3 separate regions of the Mus musculus genome follow, and all the other regions are linked to region 3. A link is a loop called in an ENCODE intact Hi-C map of the cell type or tissue named here. Cell type or tissue: heart. All regions are shown on one strand.

What was found. Hi-C counts contacts between places; a loop is a spot of excess contacts. Peaks named below come from ENCODE experiments on the same cell type or tissue, not always from the same donor. Only the 100,000 strongest peaks of a DNase experiment are listed, where the experiment ranks them.
Region 1: a loop joins it to region 3, with 11 times the contacts of the local background. A loop is called at or near these places in 23 of 42 quality-filtered maps.
Region 2: it touches region 3 in a loop (10-fold over the local background); 12 of 42 quality-filtered maps call a loop at or near these places.

What each region holds. Positions count from the first base shown.
Region 1 is chr14:72,294,230-72,302,229 of GRCm38, reverse strand. No RefSeq gene overlaps it. Among named protein-coding and RNA genes, the nearest start is that of Gm41205, 110 kb to the right of the region's middle. In heart, a CTCF peak has its summit at 2,006 (motif pointing right); no DNase peak of the experiment used is centred here; H3K27me3 peaks cover 614 bases.
Region 2 is chr14:72,183,094-72,191,093 of GRCm38, reverse strand. It overlaps Gm41205 (a long non-coding RNA gene), which reads left to right and starts at 6,570. Exons shown (of 3, transcript XR_874813.1): 1 at 6,570-6,640. In heart, CTCF peaks have their summits at 3,574 (motif pointing right) and 6,988; no DNase peak of the experiment used is centred here.
Region 3 is chr14:70,777,268-70,785,267 of GRCm38, reverse strand. Dok2 (docking protein 2) reads right to left here. Exons shown (of 5, transcript NM_010071.2): 5 at 6,774-7,809. The coding sequence ends at 7,195. Among named protein-coding and RNA genes, the nearest start is that of Dok2, 6.9 kb to the right of the region's middle. In heart, a CTCF peak has its summit at 4,329 (motif pointing left); DNase peaks (open chromatin) are centred at 3,897, 4,277, 6,997 and 7,507; H3K4me3 peaks cover 768 bases; H3K27ac peaks cover 1,404 bases; H3K27me3 peaks cover 549 bases.

The sequences.
Region 1 (8,000 bases), 1.5 Mb before region 3:
GTTTTATCACAGCAAAAAAAACCTTAGTAAGATACCCTGTCAAGATTGAGGGGACACTATCTAGGAGCAGATGTCCTGATTCTCTGGCTCTTGCAATCTTTTTGTTCCTTCTTTTGAGATTTTTTCCCTGAGCCTTATATGATTGCAGTGCAAATGTATCAGTTGTGGGTCACTTATTTTCTGCATTTTTGACTCTATAATAATCCCCATCTATTGCACGAAGAAGCTTACTTGAAGAGAGGCCAGAACTACATTTATCTATAGGTATATAGGTATATAGGATAGATATTTAGAATACAATTAGACATATTGACAACCACTCTTTCCATTATCTCTGCATAGCTTTGGCTTTTCGTGTGTGTGTGTGTGTGTGTGTGTGTGTGTGTGTGTGTGTGTGTTTTGGACTCACACAGGCCAGTTTTCAGTTTTTCTTGTATTTATTCCTTCCCGATGGAGCCGAGACTCTCCCATCCTCCATGGTCACCCAGGCACAGACTTGTACTGAGAGACTGTGATATACAGGATAAGAAGGTTCTCGATTAGTAAATAGAGTTGATCTACCATCAGCCCAGAGGGGACAGAGTACATCTTGGCAGTTCCCTTTTAATCACTAATGCTTTTGATGATGAGCCGGGGAACGACTTTTATCATTTAAGCCAACTCTCATCTGTTGTTGATGGCTTCTGAATAACGGAAATGAGAAGAAAACAGCTTTAAAAAATCTCTTTGAATCTGTTACACAGGGACTGAGAATGACCCACATTCACCTGAAACAAAGCTTCCCTGTGGAAGTGGTGTGGCCTTCATGTGATGGAGCAGTGACTGTAAGCCTCCCTAACCCTGTGCCCTGGGGCTCATGTGGTGATGGAGAGGACTCTGGCCCATTGTTACCTAAAAGCACAGCAAGAGGAGGGAACCCTGTGAAGGATGAGCTAGGGAAGGACGAGCCTGTGTGCCATCTTGCTGAGTTATTTGTCAGATTTATGAGCGCTGGTGGCACTTATCAAAAGTGACGTTTATTGGGTGTGAAATGTTCTCATTTGTTAGATAACACAAGCTGTTTAGTATTAAAGCGACTTTCACATGGCACAATCTCCTCTGTCATTAAAGACCTCCTAGGATTAATTATTGAGATCTATGCCCAGATGCCTAGACGCCTCCCAGAACCATAAACTTATCAATCACACATGAGCCAATTGCCAAGACATTTTCCTCAAAGCCACTGTCTTCCTGCGAGAGGGGCGAGGACAAGGCCAAGGAACAGTTAGTACATATAAGTGCTCCTGGGAGACCTGAGATCCTGACCTGGGTCAAGGCTGTCCTGCTTCCTCAAGCTTGAAGCTACTACAGCTAGACCTAGTAGACACTCAGTCACTCAAAGCAATTTAGCACAAAGGTCTCTATTAGTTTACTCCTGTGACAAAATACCTGACAAAACTATAAAGGAGAAACATTTATTCTCCTCACTAGTTCAGAGTTCAAGTACACCTTGGTGTGGAAGGCATGATGTTGGTTCACAGTGGAGGAATTGTGTGGCCAGGCTCTACTTACTTCACGGCACCAAATAGAGATAACAGGAAGTAGGTTTAACCTCCAAGGGGCCACTCCTAGTACCGTCTCCCCGATAAGACCCATTCAAAGTTTCCACGACATCTCAAGACAAGTGCCATCAGCTGGGGACCAAGTGTTCTGACACCAGAGTCTGTGGGGGAAGAGTTCTCATTTAACCATGACTGGTGTTTTCTTTGTCATGTATTACTTCCTTGGGGTTACATGGGACATCTTGTCACATGGTAGGTCCTTAATAATGATGAATAGCAGGAAACATCTTGTCCTAGATTATAAAGGACTCTGAGAATGAGCTAGTACTAGGAATCCAGTTTGCTTTTTCTGAATCCAGTACATCCTGCCTTTGACCTTGTTCTTTAGAATACCTTCTCAAGACCCCGACTCCTTAAGGCATCAGAATAGAGCTTCCTCTACAGGTTCATGTGTAGTATGTGTAGCTGCCAGCAGGTGGTGCCATTCTCAGAAATTAGTAAAACAGGAGATAGAGGCTGTGGAGGAGCCAGAAGTGGGGTTTTGTGGTTGTTTTTTAATTTTATTTAATTTTATTATTATTATTTATTTATTTATTTGGTGGTGATGGTGGTGGTGGTGGTGGTGGTGGTGGTGTTCTTTCTCATCCTCTGTTGCCTCCCTATTTAAGGTGAACAGCTTCCTCCACTAGGTTCTCCCATCACCATGATACCCAGTTGCACCTGAAGCTCAGAAACATGGAACCAGCTTTCTAAGGGGTAAAATCGTGAACCCAATAAATCTTTCCTCTTCGTAAGCCGTTTATCCCCAGACATTTGTCATAGCAAAATCAAGTTTGAATAACACAGGGGCCATAAGAGAACACCAAGCTCAAATGTAAGACAGTCTGTCAAAGCACCAAAATTACTTGCAACGAAGGTAGAGTTCACTCAAAAGACCCTGCAATTATTGCTAAGAACCCCAGGGCACAAGATAAAGAATGAATCCATAATGCTACAAGTTGGATGAAGGTGCCCAGGAGGAAGAAATTTTATGGACATCTAAAATACTGATATATATCAGGTAATAAAGCTGTTGAAGGCCAATAGAAGTACCCCCTCTATCACAGTGTAAGCTGTGTGGTTTTATTTTCAAACAGACACCATCTGCACCACAACCATAGACCAAGGCATCTCACCTTTTACTTGGCTGAGAAAGTCTTTCCACTGCATCTGTCCATCCTTACTCCAGTGCACCAAACATTCCACAGCCACTGTCTTAAACGTTGTATTGGCTTGTTGAATTTAAGTACAATGCAAAATCTTCATCTGGACCCAGAAGGCTTTCTAAGATGCAGCCCTTGAGTGCTTCGTGAATTCATTGCTAACTGATATCTCCCTAGTTGTCTTCAACCACACCGGGCTTCTTCAGTGGACCATCTTTCTATTACTGAAAGGTTTTTTGCAGTATGTATGGAAGGGTGTGCATTTTTCCTCTACCCTTCCACAGACCAGTTCTTCTGCATCCTTCCATGTCTTCCTGGTATCTTTGGAAATGTGGTCTCTCCATTAGGGTTCTTTTGCACTTAAGCAGCTAAGTAAAAGGTGAGATGCCTTGGTCTATGGTGGTGGTGGAGATGGTGTCTGTGAAGATACACCATGACCAAGGCAACTCTTACAAAAGAAAACATTTCATTGGGGCTGGCTTACAGTTTCAGAGGGTCAATCCATTATAAACATGGTGGGAAGCATGGCAGCATCCAGGCAGACTAGGGGCTGGAAGCTGAGAGTTTCACATCTTGATCAAAAGACCAAAGCAGGAGACTGGCTTAGGCAGGGAGCCAGCAGGAGGGTCTCTTCCACACAGGATGGAGCTTGAACACTAGGAGACCTCAAAGCCCACCTACACAGTGATACTCTTTCTTCTACAAGGCCACACCTATTCCATCAGAGCCACATATCCTAATAGTGCTATTTCCCATGGGCCAAGCATATTCAAACCACCACATGTGGTTTCCTTAGAGACGCCATGACCTTAATTGGGTTCTATTTATTCTTTCTTAGTAGTCCTACCTGCTTTCTTCACAATACCTATTATTTGTGGTTTATTTTTATGTGTGTTTATCTCTCACCTTTCATCTCTCACAGGCAGGGAATGTTGTATTTACTGTGCCAACAGCACCTAGCAGCTCAGCATGGTGCCTGACCTTACATCAGGCATCTAAGAAGTACCACTCTGCTGCTTGGAAGGAAGAATATGTTAGTGGCTATTTAAAAATTAAAACAAAACAAAACAAAACAAAAACCCTTTGTTTTCTGAGATAAGTTATTTGTTACATAGTTACGGTTAGCTTAGAATTCCCAATCCTCCTGCCTCTGAATCCTAAGTGTTGGGATTACATACATGTGGACTGCCATGTCCCACAATATAGTGCATTTTTAATGTTCCCAAGAGGAGTTTAGCATCCATTTGTGTGGAGGGTATTTGTGTATATGGGTATGTCTGTGTGTAGCACTTAGACCCTAAAATTTCAGGGACTTTTAGTTTGTTTCTTTGACACTCAGAGAAATGTTTGACCCACAGATGTTCAAATACGCAAACACAAATATCTGTTGGCTAAATGGCGAGCAGAGGTGTAAGGGATAAAAGACCCAGTAGGTGAAACAGAGGAGTGACCTGAAAGACGCTTTGAAATGGAGTTGGTATTGTTGGAAGGGGGTGTCCCGAGCAGTCAAGGCCACCAGAGGTTTAATAAAGGTCTAAAGCTAAGCCAGTGCACTGCTAGGCAAACTTAGCATCATTACAGAGGCCTCTCAGGCAAGCTCTGACACTCAGGATGGGCTGCTCTGGGTACAAGTCTGTGCACGTTCCCTGTATAAATAAAAAAATGAGAGGTGCTTTTTTTTTTTTTTTCATGTCTGGGTCATTAGATCAGCTGGTCAGTTGGTTCCTCCAAGTCTGAGCAGTCCCATTTCGTGGTCCAGGTCCAGAGCCATCATAACCTAATCACTGATGGTGGCCTTGCAAGGCTGCGGAGATGGCCAACCTGCTTTCCTGCAGTCATGATCAGATTCCAGAGCTCGGTCTGGATGTGGGGGTGACACCTTGTTCTTATCTCTGGATTCTCTGCCCTCATCTTAGCAATCCTCCTACTCTCACCTTGTGAGAGTAGGCATTCACCTAGCATTTTCCAACCCCACAGACCCCTAAATCTTACAGGTTATTGACACTGAAGTACTGAAGGGAACAAAGTGATAAATGATGGCCCCACAACAGGCCACTGTACCTCTGGAGTTTGTGCTTGGTTTTCCCAACCTCATCTATATTTCCAGCCTCCAGCTTATCCAGAAAACCTTTTTGTATCTCCTTCCAAATTTCCCTTCTCCTTTAGTCATGGAAACACTGAAGCTCTGAAGTAGTTTCGTCCATGTTACTATAACAGGACACCTGACACTGGGCGATGTAGAAAGGAAAGAAGGTTCTTTGGCTGATGGTAACATCGAACACAAGTATCTTGTCTAGGATGTAACATGTCAGAGAAGTGGAATGGGATACCATGTGTGGAACCGTGTGTGTGTGTGTGTGTGTGTGTGTGTGTGTGTGTGTGTTTGTGTAAGCAAAGAAGCTAGAGAATGAGGAGGGACCAGGCTTGCTCTGTGTGTTTGGTAGCATTTGTTTGGTGTGTGTGTGTGTGTGTGTGTGTGTGTGTGTGTGTGTGCATTGTGTGTGTGTGTGTGTGTGTGTGCATTGTGTGTGTGAATGTGTGCAGAACCCAGGAGTTATCTTCATGTGGTCTCTCAGGGACCATTCACCTTATTTTGGGAGTGAGTGGGTGGACGACTAACTCACAATATAATCTTCTGAGAGTGGTTCCCCATGACCTACTCATCTACTTCACCTTCCATCTATAATTGTTTTCACCTATAATTTTTAACCCCTTGTTACCCCCACCCCCACTCCCAGAGTCACTACTACTTAAAATTGGAAACCACACGTGACCTTTTCAGGAGCCCATATCCAAAACACAGAAACTTCTATTTAAAAGAAATCTAAGGACTTTTTCTTTTGCTGAAACAATATTGATTAAAGGCTGAGTGCCAGCTGGGTAGGGTGTTAAGCCCTGGGGGATATAATGAATAAGAAATAGGCACATTCTTTGCCCTCAAAAGGTTATAGTTTAGTGTGAGACTCAGATATTAAATTTAAATGCATGAGTAAATACAGAACCCAAGATGTGACATGTGCTAGGTAGGAGAGTCAGAACTTTGATAATGTTTGGTTGGCGGCCCCTCAGGACTCCTCTAGGTGACATTTGAGATGAGGCTTTGAAACTGAGGGAATTGACTGTGCAGAGGGAGGGGTCTGGATTTCCAGTCATAGGCAAGGGAAGAACCCAGGTTCTGTGTGCTGGAGTGGGAACAGAAGCAAGGGTGGGCATGGGAGGATACATCTGCGTAGGTCTAGTTAGAGTCTACTCTCTCTACCAGGTTAAGCATTATGCACTTCACCCTTCCTTCATCTTGGGGTCCCTGCAGAGCTTTAAGCGAGAGAAACTCCATATTGTGATTTGAATTTTTAGAAGCTCCTCCCAGCACAGCCATGCAGAGAGAGAATGAGTTTGGAGGATGCTAATGAGAATGGGATTTGTGCTAGATTAGGTGACAGATAATAGTAGTTTGCACCTGGGCATGAGGGTTGGGGAGAAGCAGAGGGAGGGGAGATGGCAAAAGCTGCAGGAATGGAGACTTGACCAGGATTTGGGAGGAGAGAAAAAAAATACCAAGAAAGACTTTTGCTTTAGTTTATTCAGCCGTTGCATTGGGTCCTGGAGGAGGCAGTTCCGCCCCCCTCCCTCCAGTTAAGACCAGAGATTTAAGTTTTCCTGTGAAATCTTGGGGTGGTTGCCCCAAGCCAGGCCTATATATCAGTTCTTTAGCCTCTCCTTGCAGGACAGGACCAGGGATCTTTAGACACCAGCGTTTCCTGTCCCATTGTTCCTTGCCTTTTGACAGGCTGCCTCTCCTGTAGCTCTGCCATGCTCACCCTGCGCACCTTTCTCTGCCAGCTCCCGGTTTACTTAGACTTAATGACACTCGGATCCCAGCAGGTTCCTTCCCAGAATCACAATGGGCGACATTACACACTCCTCGTGTCTGGTGATAACTTTTTATGAGGTTTTTATTCTCTAACAATATATTAAAGCCATATTTTTGCCAGGTTTTTACTTCGGTTTATTTCTTGCCCTTGACTCGCTGTTCTCTGCCCCACCCCCATCCCGCGACTCCAGTCCCTCCCACGACTCCCTCTACCTGAGCAGGTTTGCTGCGAAGATGTTTAATTCTCTTTTAATCCCAATTCCCCGAGATACATGAAAGCATCTTTACGAGCCCATAAATCCACTAAGATAAAGTGCATTTTTATTAGTTGTGTTGACATCAAAGGGGAAAAAAATAGAATCTAATGTGGAATAGTCAATAATGAATTTGCTTAATAGCCCCCCTCATCACCTTAACAGTCTCAGGAGGCAGTGGCCTCCGGGGTAGGGCACAGAGGCTGGCAGCGTTGCATCAGAGACAGGCAGGTTACCACCCTGGTAGACGATGTTTCCTCCAAGGAGAAAATATTTCTTTGTAATGGAGCTTGGAAGCTTGAAGGTAGAATATGGAAAACAGAGCCTGGGGCAGAGGGGTGAAGGGAAGAGGTTGGTGGACTGGGAGTTTAGCCATTGGTTGTTCCGAGGCTGCTAGGGTACCTGTCACCCTAGCTGTCAGCCTTGGTGAGAAAGCACAGACGACTGAGAGCTGCTCCGGTGACTGGAAAATGGAGAAAGGAGCTGGGAGGTATGATTTGCCATCTCAGGAAGCAGGTGACTCTGCAGGGGGCAGCGTCTCTGGGAAGAGAATGGAATTCCATGGTTCAAGCTAGGGTCAAGCTCAGCTTTGGTGCATCTGCACTGTCTACCCACCCCAGGCTTGCCTTTCTCCCCCTCAGGCCACCTGCTCCACTTCCTCATCCCTGGTTTGCGAGACTCCCTTTGCTCTTCCTTCTTCCTTCCTTCAGCCGAGGTTTTCTACATCCCTTTGTAGCTACAGATTTAGGGTTTGCAAGATTCCCTGGCTCCCATCCCTCCCTTCTTCCTTGTTTTTCTTCCCTCCATGCTTTCCGTTCTTGTTCTTGAGCTCTTCAGAAACTCTTTCACCCAGGGTGTTACTGAGAGTGAAGTCAGTGCACTCAAGTCCGTGACTGAGAACAGGGAATCTCTCTGCCGCGGTCACTTGATTTTGTTTGTTTGGTTTGGGTTTTCAAGACAGGGGTTCTCTGGGTAGTCCTGGCTGTCCTGAAAACCCCATTTAAAGATCAGGCCTTGAACTCAGAGATCCTCCTGCCTCTGCCTCCAGAGTGCTGGGATTAAGGCATGCGCCACCACGCCTGGTACAAGTGGGCATTTATGCGGCTTCGAGACAAGGGTGTAGAGATGGCTC
Region 2 (8,000 bases), 1.4 Mb before region 3:
CTCTCACTGAGGCCAGACCAGGCAGTCCTCTGTTGTATATGTGTCAGGGGGCCTCTTAGCAGCTAGTCTATGCTGCCTGGTTGGTGGCTCAAGGATCTGAAGGATCTCGGCGATCTAGGTCTTCCTATGGGGACACCCTCCTCCATAACTTCTTCCATCCTTCCTTTAATTCAACCACAGGGGTCCCCAGCTTCTATCCATTGGTTGGGTGTTAAGTATATGTGTCTGTCTTGGTCAGCTGCTTGTTGGACCTCTCAGAGGGTAGTCATGCCAGTCTCCTGTCTGTAAGCACACTATAGCATCAGTAATAGTGTCAGGTCTTGGGGCCTCCCCTTGAGATGGATCCCAAGTTGGGCTGGTCACAGGACCTTAATTCCTTCAGTCTCTTCTCCATTTTTACCTCTGCAGTATTTTTGGACAGGAACACTTCTGAGTCAGAGCTTTTGACTGTGGGATGGCAACCCCATCTCTCCACTTGATGTCCTGTCTTTCTACTGGAAGTGGACTCTACAAGTTCCCTCTCCCCACTGTTGGGTACTTAATCTAAGGTTCCCCCTCTTTGAGTCGTGAGTGTCTCTCACCTCCTAGGTCTCTGGTACATTCTAGAGGGTCCCACACCTCCTATATCCTGAGATTGCCTGTTTCCATTCATTCTGTTGGCCCTAAGGGCTTCTTCACTCCTATTCCCCACATCCAATATCTGATCATGTTCCCCTTTTCCCCTCCCTGTCCTCTTTCCCACCCACCTTTCTACCTCTAACCCTCCCTCTCTCCCTCCCTTTACAGTGATTGCTTTCTTCTCCCTCTCAAGTGGGATTGAGTTATCTTTACTTGGGCTCTTCAGTTTGTTAAACTTCTTGAGTTCTGTGGATTATATCCTATGTATTCTGTACATTTTTTTTGCTAATATTCACTTATTAGTGAGTACATGCCATGCATGTCCTTTGGGGGTCTGAGTTACCTCACTCAGGATAATATTTTCTAGTTCCATCCATTTGCCTGCAACACCCCCCCCCCCATCATGCCCTTGTTCTTGATAGCTGAGTAGTGTCCCACTATGTAAATGAACCACATTTTCTGTATCCATTTTTCCATTGTGGGACATCTACAAATATTTCATTATGATATATAGATATTTTGTTAACCTTATCCCTGCATATGCTGTTTTTGAAGATACTTGAAATAGTACTTAATTTTTATAAAATGTTTAATTTTTATTGTTGATATATAGAAAAACTCTTGGTTAGAAAATATCGGTCATGAAGTCTGTATTATTACTGAGTACTCACAATATTATTCAAGTACATTTAAAAAAATATCTGTCATAAGTACTCTGGCTTTCTCCTGAGTGAGACGATTTGTGATTCAAGGGTAGTTAGAGTCAATAATGGTTCATTCACAGGACAAATTTAAGGTTATCTTTTAAACGTGATAAAAGTAAATACTAAAGCTGTTATATAAATGAGCCTGAGGATAAAGGAGAGGGCTGTATGCTGACACATTTACTGGCTGATTCATGATTTGCTGTACAATGTATTTGGATAGATACATGGACAGTTGATGTAGAGGTTCTAGCTAGTAAGTTTGAACAGGAGTTGATAGAATTGTCAGAGGGGTCTAAGGAAGCCCATCTACCTGTGGAACCCTTGAAGTCATGGGAAGAAGTGGCTCATTGTAGCTACCATTGGTTATGGATCTGGTAGATGAATGGTGAGCCCTGAAGCAATAGATATGGCAAGCCCCAGGCAAGCAGTCTAATGGCAACCTTGTGATAAGAGACTGATTAGAGTTCTGGGAAGAGAAACTGGGGGCCATGGATATAGAGAACGATTTCGCCGAGTTCTGATAAAGGAGAGAAATGAAGGGCAAGTTAGGGGTAAGTGGGGTCAGGGGAGCGCCCCCCACCCCAATGTGAGGTTCCATTATTTCCCATGTAGGTTTTAGTTTTAGTGGGAGGAAAGCTGTGTGTTTTCACTCTGCTTTTTTATAACCCAGGATAATAGATCAGTGAGGAGTGTTGCCTAAAAGCCATAGCTTTGAGTAGGTGAGAAGGAAGGATGGGGTCTGGATGACAACAAAGAATTGTCAGGGTGGGAAGCCCTGGAGGCTCCTCCATAGTGACAGAGGGAAGGAAGAGTGGGTGTGTCTGAGGGTGTACATTTATGTGGTCAACATTTTGTTAACCGTGGACACGCTCGCTTTGCTGCCTTCTCATTGGATTGAGCTTGGTGGTTAATTGGGAAATGTTTGAAACAGTGTCTGTCAATAGCCATGCAATTCTCCACTAACCAGTTCATTTTACTGTTTCCCAGAATCCGGATGCAGACCAGTGAAGAATGAATATAGATTCCACCCTTAATGTTCAAGCTCATAGACCCAGATCTAGCACCCAAGGTTGCCCTATTGCTTGGTTGTTAGCTGGAAAGAACTGGAAGTGTCTGGGTAACTGCTACATTGTCAATCCTGTACCGTCTGTCCTATTTATTTATTGGATGGCAAGAACCCTTACTGTTTTCTTAATGATAAATGACTTTGAGCTATTGGCCTATTGTTTTTGGCTAAATGCATAGACAACCTCATTAGCATCACAGAGAACAAAATCTAGTTACACATAGATAAATAGATAATACAGTCAACATTTACTGTGTGAAGGGTCTCATTCTAAGGGCTTTGCATGTGTTATTTTCATTAGTATACTCAAGAGCTTTGTGTATAAGATCTTACATATGCTTTACATGTGGCAACTCAACGCAGTGAACAACAAATTGCTGAATAAAATGTGCTACTAGACTTCATTACTCAACTGTCATGCATACTCTTCTACTGTATCTGTTCTTGCTACTTTTGATTTAAGGTTCTATTGGGTCCTGAAGGAGAACCTGGGGAGACACCAGATCTTGTTTCAGCTCAGCCAAATGCTGACTGATTGAACTTGGGAAATGGCTTGGGATGTGTTTTGCATCTGCATTCCATGAACTTTGAGGATTTCTACCATTCTATTGAGTTCTAGCTTTTTTTTTTCCAGATTTTTATTATGTCTGTGCCTATTATCTTACCAGAACCATATTTCTTCCATACCCAGGCTTCCTGGGTGAAAGGTGATTATGTCTGGGCATGGTGGTGACTGAGATTGGCATGCACGGGAGGGACTATCACCTATAGCTCTCTGTGGCTTTCCAGTGGTTTACAAGCAGGATTAAGGAACTAGCTCCCCCACTTCCACTTCAAGAAGAGCAGTGAACAGAGTTGCTAGGCACAAGCTTCAGGCTCATCGAGTTCCCAGAGCACCAGCCTGACGAGCTAGTTTTAGTGCCTGGTATTTATTATCTTTGTGGAACCTTGGCCCAGAGCCTGGAACTGGGCATGTAGGGTGAATAATTGTACATGGGGCTCTCATGCATCTAACTTTAAAAAAAATCTCAATTACATCAGAAAGAGGGTTCAGGGTAACAGATGGGGTCCTGGGGACGATAGTGTAAATAACAAACAAAGGCATTTTCTGAGATGTATCACTGGTCCCAGAGAGCACAAGGGCTGATTGTCCAGCTGGAGTGCCCAGAGACGAACATCCAGGAGGTGGCAGCACTCACAAACATACCAACCTGAAAACACATTAGCCTGGTGAGATCTGGATTGGTGGGGGGAGTTTGGAGGGTATGAGCAGGCATAGGATTTTCATCTCACAAGGGATGGCTAGAGAAGTGTTTCATGAAACTAGATGCAGAGTTGCAAAACAAATGAGTGCACTGGGGCTGGGAGTGGGGTGGTGCTGAGTAGAATAGCTAGTTTGATTTGGTGAAGTCTCTTTGTAAGAGACATAGCCACTTGTAATATAACTCAACAATGGAAGGCATCTTTTGTTGAAAGGAGAATGAGATATCTCTAATTGAATCACTATGAAACTGAGGTCCTGGGGGAGGGGAAAATCAGAACTACTTGCTGCTTGATAGTAGATCTTCTGTTGGATGCCCCATCTCCTGCTTCTCTGATGCAATATCCATACCTGCTCCATCAGGCTCAGCTTCCATAGTTACCAAACAAGACTATGGCTTGCTGCCTTTTTGGGTGATACTGAGATTTCATCACCTGATGGGCAACTCAGGATTATTCCTCCCCTTGCCTATTTCCAACTCTTACTGTGTATAATGATGATGGAAGGAAGAGAGGGAGGGAGAGAGGAAGGAAGGAAGGAAGGAAGGAAGGAAGGAAGGAAGGAAGGAAGGAAGGAAGGAAGGAAGGAAAGAAGGAAGGAAGGAAGGCCCAATAAAGAAGGAGAGGGCTGCCATGCAGGTGCACGTGAGGTTGTGGAGTTTTTGGCAAATACAAGCAGACACAAGGTGTGACATAAACCAGGGCCAGTTAGAGTGCAATTGAATGGGCTGCAGATTCTTTGACTTCTGAGTGAGTTACTTCTTGAGGCTGCAAGACTCTGGACTTAGACTCTTGGATCCTTATTTACTAAAAAATTTCTTTTCTTATTGCATTATTATTTTAAATTCTCTCTGTGTGTATTTGTATGTGTTTGTATTTGTTTATGTGTGTGTCTGTGTGTGTGTGTGTGTGTGTGTGTGTGTGTGTGTGAGAGAGAGAGAGAGAGAGAGAGAGAGAGAGAGAGAGTCCATATGTGTCAGTAGAGTTGAGAGTTGAGAGGATAGTCTCCGGTGTTGGTGGTCACATTCCACATTCTTTGAGGCAGAGCCTCTTGTTTTCCTGCCTCTGCACATCAGGATAGCTGGTCCAGAATCTTCAGGGATTTTTTGCCTTGGTATTTTGGGCAGGTCTACTATTTCCTCTAGCCTTTACATGGTGTGGTGGTGTGAATAAGGACATTTCCATTGGTTTGGATGTTTGACTAATTTGGCCTTGTATGGATGCGTGTGGATTTGCTGGAGAAAGTATATCACCAGGAACTTGCTTTGAGGTTTCAAAGCCACATGCTGTGTTCCCAGTTTCCTTTCTGCTTCCTGTTTGTGACTCAAGATGTAAGCTTTTAACTTCCTGTTCCGGGTACCATGCCTCTGCTCTGCCATCATGGACTCTTATCTCCCAGGAACCAATGGCCAAATAAGCTCTTTTTTTCTATAAGTTTCCTCGATTGCTGTTTTATCACTGTAATGAATACACATGGGTTCTAGGAAATTGAATTTAAGACATGTTTATATGACAAACAGTGTATCCACTCTACCAAGTCTCCAGTCTTCCCCCCTATTTCTCTTAACAGTTCACTTCAGTTCACACCAATGAACAGCTTTTTATCTGCCTCCTGTGTGCTATGTCAAGGATATTTCTCTAGACTCCTAATCACTGGATGGGAAAGAGTCTAGTATTTATGCATCAAATATTTAATTTCCATCTCATTCTCCAATGAGATTCTAGCTTTTATTGAGCTATATTTTCAATGGGACTAGCCAGCAAGAGAGTACAGTTCTCACTTCTCCAGGAAGCCATGTTTTGTCACATGACTTGATTCTGGCCAAATAGATCGGAGGCTAGAGTGAGGCTTCTGGAAGGCTATTTCCATTGTGATGCTTGTGACATGAGGCTCAGGCCATTACTGCCCCTCTGGCTGTAAGAATAGTGAGCACAAAGCACAAAGCAGCCTTGGTCTCAAAGGACCACACAACCTTATGAAACCACACTACCTGTCACTAGGGCTCTTTTCCTGGTAAAAGACACATTTCTATTCCTGTTATCCTGCCATCTTCCAGAGCTCTCACTATTGAATCTTTCCTTTGCTGTTTTATGTGACTATAAGATCATTTATTCCATTTTTTGGCTCAAAATTCACCCCAGGTTGAACATCCCTGACAGCTTTCCCAGGTCAATAGGCACAGGAGCTCACAGAGACCTGAGATGCTTTCACTCTAAGAGGCTCTTCATGTGTTTAGAAATGAGAATGCTTAAGCACAAAACATACATGACAATGAATAGCTTGGGGCTTGACACATAAATAGCTGCGGAATGAATGCTGCTACAGTCTCTTTGAAGAATTCTTCCCAAGTCCAGCCTGCCATGGTTGTGTATAGAGGCGTCTTGGTGCTTTCCATTGTCAATGTACCTCCTCCTTTTAAAACCAACTTCTTTGGGAGTCCAACATTCTATATAGTTTTCATGTTCTATATAGTTTCATCTGTCCTGTCTGGGACAATAGCACACATACACACACACATGAATACACACACATGAATACACACACAGGAGAATGTGTGTCCACACATGTGCACATACACACACGAATACACACACACATGAACACACACACAGGAGAATGTGTGTGCACACATGTGCACATACACACATGAATACACACACACACACACACACACACACACACACACACACACACACCACAAATGCTGTTTTTCCAAAGTCCTAGATGAGTCCTTCCAGGCATATAGCTCCTCCATTTCTTTGACACAAACAGATCATGTGTAATAATAGCTTGAAAATTCCCTGAATTCCTGTAAGTGCTCTGTCTTCTGTCAGACTGAATATGATTTTAGGGCCATGTGTAATTTTATGGGCAGATGCTGCTGTCTAAATTCTGTTGATTCCTTTTTTACTGAGCTGCAGTCTCCCTGATCCATGGTTTTGCTTTCTGTGGCTTCAATTACCTACATTCAGCTCATATTCAAAAATTGTAAGTAGAAAATGCTGAAAATAAAAATCTGTAAGTTTTAAATAACTTTATTACAGTGTACCATTAACATTGCTCTTTTATTACTAATTGTGGTTAATTGCGTTCAATGCTTAATTTACAAATTAAATGTTATCATAGGTATATATGTCTTGGGGAAACAATGTGTTCAGTACTGTTCCTTGGTTCAAGTATTTGCTGGTGGTCTGGAAAGTATAACCTGTGTGCTTGGGGTGGGGGTGGCTGTAGAGTGATGTGGCAATCTAGGCTGTTTCAGGACAATCTACGTTTTCTTAGCCTCTCATGCACCATGTGTGTTTCCCCAGAAATTTAATGAAAATAATCTTTTAATTCAACAGAGGGCACTCTGGTCACAGGGGTCAGGCTGCTGGAGGAGCTGTTTGCAATCTGAGGGCCACTGGACACATTGTAATCACAGAGCCCAGGGAGAGAAACACTCAGTGCTAGACTAGGGCCCCTTGTAATTCCAAATAGCAACAAGTCAGAATTTTCTATACTGGTGTTGGCTTTCTACAGCAGTATCTGTTTTTTTGCAATGACGTTGAAATGGAATGAGCCTGAGAGTTCATTCTGTCCAGATGGAATCATAAATGTGGATAGCTCATCGCTCCTCCACTTTTTAATTGTACAACATAGGAAGGCATTTTGTTTTATAAAAAGGAAAACACCACAGGAATGGACATTAAGTTTGCATATGTACACAGCAAAATATTACTCAACTTTAAAAAATAAGAGAAGTCCTGTCATATGTGACAGTGAGCATGAACTTCTATTTATTTGTTTGTTTGTTTGTTTGTTTTTGGTTTTGTTTTGTTTTGTTTTTTCGAGACAGGGTTTCTCTGTATAGCCCTGGCTGTCCTGGAACTCATTTTGTAGACCAAGCTGGCCTCAAACTCAGAAATCCATCTGCCTCTGCCTCCAGGTGCTGGGATTAAAGGTGTGCGCCACCACCTGGCTGAGCATGAACTTGACAGATACTACATGATATCACGTACAGGGGGATCTCAAATTCTCTCTGAATCAGAGAGTAGAATGATGATCCAGGGTAGAGGGAGGCAGAGGCAACATTGATATTCAACAATGTAAAGTCTCAGGAGTATGAGATGAATCTGACTGTAGCTGTACTTCAAATTCTATTGGAATAGATGGTGTATTAGGTGAGTGAATGCTCTCTCTCTGTTTGTCTCTCTGTCTCTCTGCCTCTATCTATCTATCTATCTATCTATCTATCTATCTATCTATCTATCTATCTATTTTTGGTAGAATCCCATTGCTGTATCTCCATGGCAGAGCCTCTCACCTAGGATGTCCCTTTATCCAGCCTTGTTACTGCTGTGGAGGT
Region 3 (8,000 bases):
ACCATTCCTAGGCATAATAGATCATGTGAGCATCAGATTCAGCCACAGGAATCTGCCCTCCCCTGCTGAGTCCAAAATAGCCATATAAGGGGCAGTATGGCGGTTTCCTGCCCCTGGAACAGAGCCAGCAGAGCGTGGGACTCCTTGAGTATTGGTGGTTGTTGTGGGTGTAAGGCTTTCTTGTATAATGTACATGTTTTCATGGTTCCCCTATGAGGAATGTCCTCTCTGCCAAGGTTAATGCCTCTATGATAATCAGAGACAGCGTGAGCCTGGGAGGCAAGAATGTGTTCTAGGTCTCAGCAAATGGTAGAATACTGTGGCGTTCAAGACAGCTCCTACGGCTGTGGGAAAGAACATTGAAAACATGAGTTCAAAAATAGATCATTTCTCAACCATGCAAAATGTGAATTGTGTAAGGAGTGTCACAGATCTGAAGGAGTAGGGGCAGCTACACCACAAACCATCTTGCCAGAAAGACACAAAATCAGGTAGATTCCTGAGTTCAAGGTCAGCCTGGGACAGAGGGAATTTAGGCCCAGTCATGGTCCACATGGTAATTCCAGGACAGGTCTGTGCTTGCTGACTCTTCCTAAGAAGGCTGAGGTCAAGGGATGCTGATTCATGGGATAACCAAAAGGAAACCTGGGGGAATGACTGAATTGATAAGTTAAAAAAAAAAATAAACTGGGCTTTTGATCTCTAAGAGTTGAGCTATCCAGATAATTTTTAGAATAACAAAAGAGAACTGCTTAGAGAAGAAGAACATAGAGCATTTAGAAAGCTGTCTCGAGCAGAACTTAGGCTGCCAGCTTGGACCCACAGTTTGACTTCAAGTCATTCGTTTTGCAGGTCTCCAACACCCTTCTCTCTATCTCAAACATTCCTTCTCCAAGAACCCCTCTCCAAGCTGAGGCTGAGGAGTCCTCAGCACTCCCCCTCCTAGTGTGGAAAGGAAAGGCTGCAGGCAAAGCATTTCTGACCTCTCCTTGACCTCTCTTCCTCCTTTCTTCATTCTTTAGAACCATGTGTCCAGGCAAATCCTTCCACCTCTACCAAGCCCAAGTCTTCTCTGCAAAGACTGTGGGGAAGCTGCTTGCCTATGACCCAGTGACCCTATTACTAAGATAAGCATAATTTGACTGCTGGTTTGAGAGCCAAATGAGACTGTGGTAGACACCGGAGCTCAGCATGTGCCAAGCACTGTCCTGGGAGCTATGCTTTCATTCATCCCTTTTATCTTTGCCACAAACTTCAAAGAGGAGAAGTGTTACCATCTCCTTTTCCCCCAGCAAAAACTGATGCAGGTGCCAAAAACACAGCTGCCTTTGAGCAGAGGTAGAACTTGAACCCAGGGAGTCAAGCTGCAGCCTGTGTGCCCAGCCCACAACATTAAGCTGTCCCAAGCATGCTTGCTACAAAGATGGAAGTGTTGTGAACACTGCATACCACTGCCTTCACTCTACCATCCCTATCCACAGCCTGGAGATTGATGGACTCTGCTCTGTGCCGGGCAGTAGAGGACCAAAGCCAAGCAATGATGTACAGCCTCCTGCCAGGGGGAAGCCAGCCTAGCACCTAATTGGATCAGACCCCCCTCCCAGGATTCCTCTACCTCCTCCTCTCAGCTCGCTATCTCTCCAGCCCTGCCCTGCCTGAGGTTCTGCAGCTGCCCCAGTTGATTTTATAAATGGCCCTTGCAAGAGGTGGGCACCTTGGCTAATTGAATCAACGCCCAGAAGGCAAGAGGCAGGAGGCTGGTTAACATCAAGGCCGAAAAGTGGTGGCAGCAGCAGCCTGAGGAGAGTCCCCAGGGAGGGCTGAGTGAGCCAGAGAGGCTCAAACAATCAGATGCTGAAACCTTTCCAGATGCTGAAAGTCCAGGTGGAACCTCCTGGGGGGGGGGGGGGGGGGGGCTGGCATCCCCTTCTCTAAGCGTGGGGCAGGTTTACTCAGATTAGCTCACACACACACACACACACACACACACACACACACGCACGCACGCACGCACACGCGCACATGCACGTGCACACAGTTTATACACTCTGAAGAAAGTAGGAATAAAGAGAAATGGGAGAGTCAGAAAAGAATGGGAATGACACAGCATTCAGCAGTAGTGAATTTGGGTACATGCCTCCAAGCTGGGGACCTGAACCCTGAACTCCTATCTGCCCTGATGCCAATGCATGGCTGTGGCACACAATGACATCTCAGTCAATGACAAGCTGTATATAAAGTCTGTAAGATTAAAGCAGATGAAAAAAAAATACCTCCTGCCTGGCATGTTTATGGACCCTCTTCTATCTTGGATGTTTATATATACACAAATACCATTATGTTACCAATACATCCAGTATTTCACATATAACATAGCTCTACATGTTTGTATCCTAGGTGAAACAGGCTATGCCACACATCTATAATATATACATATTACAGATATATTGTGATTATATAGAACATATATAAATTATATATTACATGCATATATGTGTTATATTTATATAGCAAATAGTATAAATTATATTTACACACAGACATATATACAAACATACCATGTACCTTAGGTACGCAGTTATATATCACATAGGTATAAAAATTCAGTGGTGCAAGATAACCTACAGAATCAACTAGCCTGGGCCCCTAAGGGCCCACAGAGACTGAACCACTCTCCAGGGAGCCTGCATGGGACTGACCTAGGCCCTCTGCACATATGTTACACTAGTGCAGCTTGGTCTTCAAGTGGGACCCCTAACAGCCGGAGCAAGGGCTGTTTCTGACTCTGTGGCCTGCCTTTGGGACCCTTCCCTCCTACGGGGCTACCTTGTCTAGCCTCAATAGAGGAGGATGTGCCCAGTCTTACTGCAACTTGATATGCCAGGGTTGGTTGATGGGAGCCCCCCCCCCCCTTCTGAAAAGACAGAAGACAAGTAAATGGAGATTGGCAGGAAGGACTGGGAGGAGGGGAAGGAAGGGAAACTGTGGTCAGGATGTAAAGTGAAGAAATAATTAATAAGCCGGGCGTGGTGGCACACCTTTAATCTCAGCACTCGGGAGGCAGAGGCAGGTGGATTTCTGAGTTTGAGGCCAGTCTGGTCTACAGAGTGAGTTCCAGGACAGCCAGGGCTACACAGAGAAACCCTGTCTTGTAAAACCAAAAGAAGAGGAAGAGGAAGGAGGAGGAGGGAGGAGGGAGGAGGAGGGAGGAGGGAGGAAGGAGGAAGAAGAAGAAGAAGAAGAAGAAGAAGAAGAAGAAGAAGAAGAAGAAGAAGAAGAAGAAGAAGAAGAAGAGAAAAAGAAAAGAAATAATTAATAAAAGAATATTCAGTGGTGACAATGTGTAGTGACAAATTTCTCAGAACATGTCCATTCATTAGACAACCTATGACCTCAATTAAAAGATTAAGCCAGTCTATAATAGTCCTAGATACACCTAAGTTTCTCATAGTATCAACAGGTACTAAGCAGCTTGCCTAGAGCCAGAGACCCATTCTGGGTGGCAAGGTCTTTGTAAATCCTTTGCTCGGGCCCACAATGGCAGGTCTGTTTCCTTCCTTGCCTGTGCACTTTCCCCTGGCCGCCTGGGTGGCTCAGCGGCTCTTGAAGGAGGCCTTGCCTCAGTGTGTCTGTCTGTGGTGCTCTCAAGCGCTTCTCTCCCTGACCCATCAGTGACCGCCTCTGCTGCTCCCCACTGCTTGCTCCTTTGAGTTGGGGCTAGGGGCTGGGGAACCTTCCGGAATCCCAGCTTCTGAGAGAGAGGGACATACAAGTGGCAGTTGCTCTGTAGTATTACTGGATGAATGATGCACACACATCGCGGTGACACAGACACAGCTAAAGCTAGCTAAGAGGCATTCAGAGCTCCCTGCAGAATGGGGCACACCCACTGGCTCATTTCCTCCGAGGACACTAAAAACCTAGTCAGCATTTCCCCAACAGCCTTCTAAGGACTTTCATTGCCACTCCCAGCTTCCCCAAATGCTCTACTTCCGCAGCTACCAACCCCTCACCCCACTTTTCCCCAATCAAGCTGTCCACCACGTCCCCTGGTGAGATCACGTGATCTCAGAGTAGAGCAACCAGAAAGTTCTGTCTCTTGAAGGTGAAGGGCGCAAAGAGATAGGGATCGGCTCAGGATCCCATATTTTGAAAGCGTGTTCACATTTCCGGAGGGGAATCCCAAGGTTCGGAAGACTCCCGAAGCTGCCCCTCACCACCAGATCCTTCAGGTAGAGAAATTCGTCCCTCAGGACCAGGCACCCACCGCGCCTCGCAAGCTTAGTCCCTAGTTGCAGTTTCCACAGGCTGGCACTGCCCCCTGCTGGGCACATTCGGGATGAGTGCGTCAAGTGCCAAGTGAGGAATCAATAATGTGGCCTTCTTTGCTTTGAGACACAAAGCGTCTACCTGACTCCTGCCCCAATGCTCTTCCCCCATGTCCTGAGGAGCCTGGGCTCCTTGGAGAATTGGACCCGCAGATTGAATGCAAACCTTGGCACAGACAAAAGTGGCAGAGAACCTCTTACCTGCTCCAGCTTACGTACTCCGTTAATAACTGTCAAAAGCTACCATAAGACAAAACCTAGGAGGCCACACACCCGGGGTCTTGAAGGCATGGATCTGTGTGTCTGTTGCTCATTACTCTCCTGGATGCTAGAACCTTGTCTTGCACTAGAACCTCACTGTGACTGGACAGAATGCAGCCGCCGTCTTTCTGTTTGGTTGGTTGGTTGCTTGCTTGCTTTTTTGCTTCTTTGGTTTTTTAGTTTTTCGAGACAGGGTTTATGTATGCAGCCTTGACTGCCCTGGAACTCTGCTCTGTAGAACAGGCTGGTCTTGAACTGAGAGATATGCCTGTCTCCGGAGTACTGGGATTAAAGACTCACCCCCTGGCTACTGTAGCCATCGTAATTAACCTCAGCATGTGAGGATCCAAGCTCACTACCTGAAACTTAAGTGTCGCCTTGGAAACCTCTCTTCTTCGTCACCCAAGCTGCACAGGAGCTAACTCTGTAGCAGCTTTTGAATCCCAGGAACCCTTTCAGTGGCATCTCTACGCTATACCTCTCACCCCCAAGTCCAGCTTCCCAGAGCTGCTGTCCCTAAAGATTTATTCCTGTGGCATTCCTTACCCAAGAGCCTCAAACCTCCCTTCCTTCTCCCACTAACAATGAGCTTCCCACAACATACTCCGAATCTGCTGCTGCCGACACTACCCCTCCACCTACAGCAGGTTTCTGTGTTGCTAAGACCTCCCAATGTTCATGTCGTCCTAAGCCAAAGAGGCATGGGGCACACCTGACCTACCAAGAGATTGGAGGCCATTGCCAATGCCCCGATGCCGGCGCTGAGGAAAAGGAGCCCATCCATAGAGATCAGCTGATCAAAGTTCAGTGTTCAAAATGTGGTTTCTACTGGATGGATGTTTCCTGCTATCACTAAGTCAACATTCCAACTAAACAGTGATGGAGCAGCTCGCTCTGGGTCCAATTCCTTCCTGACTCCTTCTGTAGCTTTAGTATTGTTCCTTCCAAGATATCCTCTCTCTCTCTCTCTCTCTCTCTCTTTCTCTCTCTCTCCCTCTCCCTCTCCCTCTCCCTCTCCCTCTCCCTCTCCCTCTCTCCCCCCAGACCCCTTAAGTACCATCAAAGCCCTTCCCACCCTGAAAGGCCCACCTCAAACACCACCCTTTGCTATGAAGTCTTTCTTGGACATTAACTGCTTCTGAAGCACCTGGCCTTGGGCTGCCTATGTGGCACTTAACATTCCCTTCTCAAGGACAGCCATCTGTGCCTTGTCTCTCTCAGCTTTACACATATATGTAAGGAGGGGTGGGGTGGGAATCATGTCCTAGGAAAGGCTGGCCAGGACCACACAACCGGTAAGTCTTATTTCTAGTGCATAAAAGATACAATAAGTCACTCATTTCTTGGGACCCATGAGATGGTTCAGCAGGGAAAGATCGCCAAGACTGATGGGCTGAGCTCCATCCTGGAACCCATGGAGGATGGAGAGAACTGATTCCTGCAAGTTGTCCTGCATCCTCCATGTGGGAGCTGTGACAAGCCCTGCCTGCCCATACACGCAGAAGTAGATAAATGTAAAATCTATTAACTGCTAAGTCTTTCTCGAAATCCAGATTTGCCATCAAACCCTTCACGCATCCACTGCCATTTTTCTGTCCTTGCAAAAAGTAAAAAAGCAGATGTTTGAAGGTTTTTCATGCTTTGAATGGACCTCATGTTTCATATGTTAAAAACAAAATCTCCCAAGTTATATGCTCATGGATTTGGAAGCAGGGCTTTGGGATTGGACGATGAGGGCACTGTTTCTGTAGATGAATGAAGTGATTCAGGAAGCAGTGCATGATCCAGGGAACAGCCTTGCTTTCTCTCTATGCTTGCTGTCTTCTTGTCACATCATGTCCACTGTGGTATTATCATGCAAGAAGAAGGCTCTCACTGGATACCATAAACATTTTGTGTTTGTGGACTCCCCAGCCTGAAGATCCACAAGCTGAAAATAAAATCTTTTTTCTTCATAAACTACCTAGTCTGTGGCATTCAGTTATAGAAACAAAAGACAGATTAAAATAAAGATTTTCCTAGGGGGGGTGGGAGGGTCCCAGACCTCCTGGGGCCTCTGACCCTGTAGACAAATGCTGAGGACCCAGCAGAGGCCCAGGGAAGACATCCCAGCCAGTGGAAGAAGCACTCGGCAGGTCAGCCCCAGCATTCTCTCCCCTCACAGCATTACAGGCCACAGAAGAGTAGTTCGAAATTGGTTTAATGTATAGAAAACTCTGGGAGCTAGAGGGACAACAGCTACTCTCGCTGCTAACCAGAAGCCAGGGTTGTCCCAGGAACAAAACATCTATAGGCAGGAGGCCTGCCCACACCGAGGAGCCAGGACATCTGTGGAAACCCTTTGTCTCTTAAGAGAAATGGCCCCAGTTCCCTTTAGACCCAAGGCAGTGGGAGGAAGTGGAAAAGTGTAGGAGGAGGGTGGGTCCCTCCAGGGCCCTCTTTCTGCTCCAGGCTAGTGACTCACACAGTACACAAATAAGGCACACCGAGCCTGGGGCCCAGGAAGGGGCAGTAACCAAAAGGACTCTACCAGAAGCCACCATTTCCCCTCCACAGCTTCCGAAGACCTCCCTGGGAACCACATATCCCATCTTCTGGCCATCCCCTACTTTGGGCCTTTTTTAAGTATGACATTGTCATACTCAGTTGCCTGTGGCCAGTCAGGCACAGAGGAGTCTTGCTGGAGGGAGCTGGGACCCCCATCGGCAGTGGCCTGCTCCCTCCATGTCTCCCCTGAGGGCCTCTGTGTCCTGTCATAGAGGGACAGGGCAGCCACACCCTCAGGCTCATCATATATATGGTCAGGTAGAGGGGCCCCAGGATCCTCCTGAATGCTGTCATACAGTGGGTCGGGAAGGTGTGGAGGGGGGCCCGTCAGGAGGCCCCTGAAGCTCTTCCTCAGGGAGTGAGCCACCGTATCAAAGGGTACGGCATACTCCCCCTCAGGGGCCCCTGGCCTCATGCCAGGCACCAGTGTGCCAGGGGATGGAGAAGGCAGAGAGTCGTGGGGCCGGGAATAGGGGCTTTCAGGTCGAGGCAGCACAGTGGGCATCATGGGCCCTGTGGCTGGCAGGGATGGAGGCCCGGAAGGGGTGGCATTCTTCTGGACAGCAATGACCTTTTCTAAGGCTTGGAAGATCTCATTGCCGTGTCGTGTTTCGAACTCAAAGTTGCCCTCTCCAGAGAGACAGCGTCTGCCAGCCTCAAAGGAAAAAGTTGCCTACAGTGAGGGGGGAAAAGAGGGAAAGAACTGTTCTTCCCTGGACTCCACCCACATGGAAAAGTGCTGACCCTGGCACCAGAAACTTCTCTTGGAGCTCTTGGAGCTCTTGCCCCTCTGCCTCTGCATTTTGTTTGTTGGGGTTGGTTGTTTACTTGGGAAAAGGCTCTCACCATGTAGCCCAGGCAGGC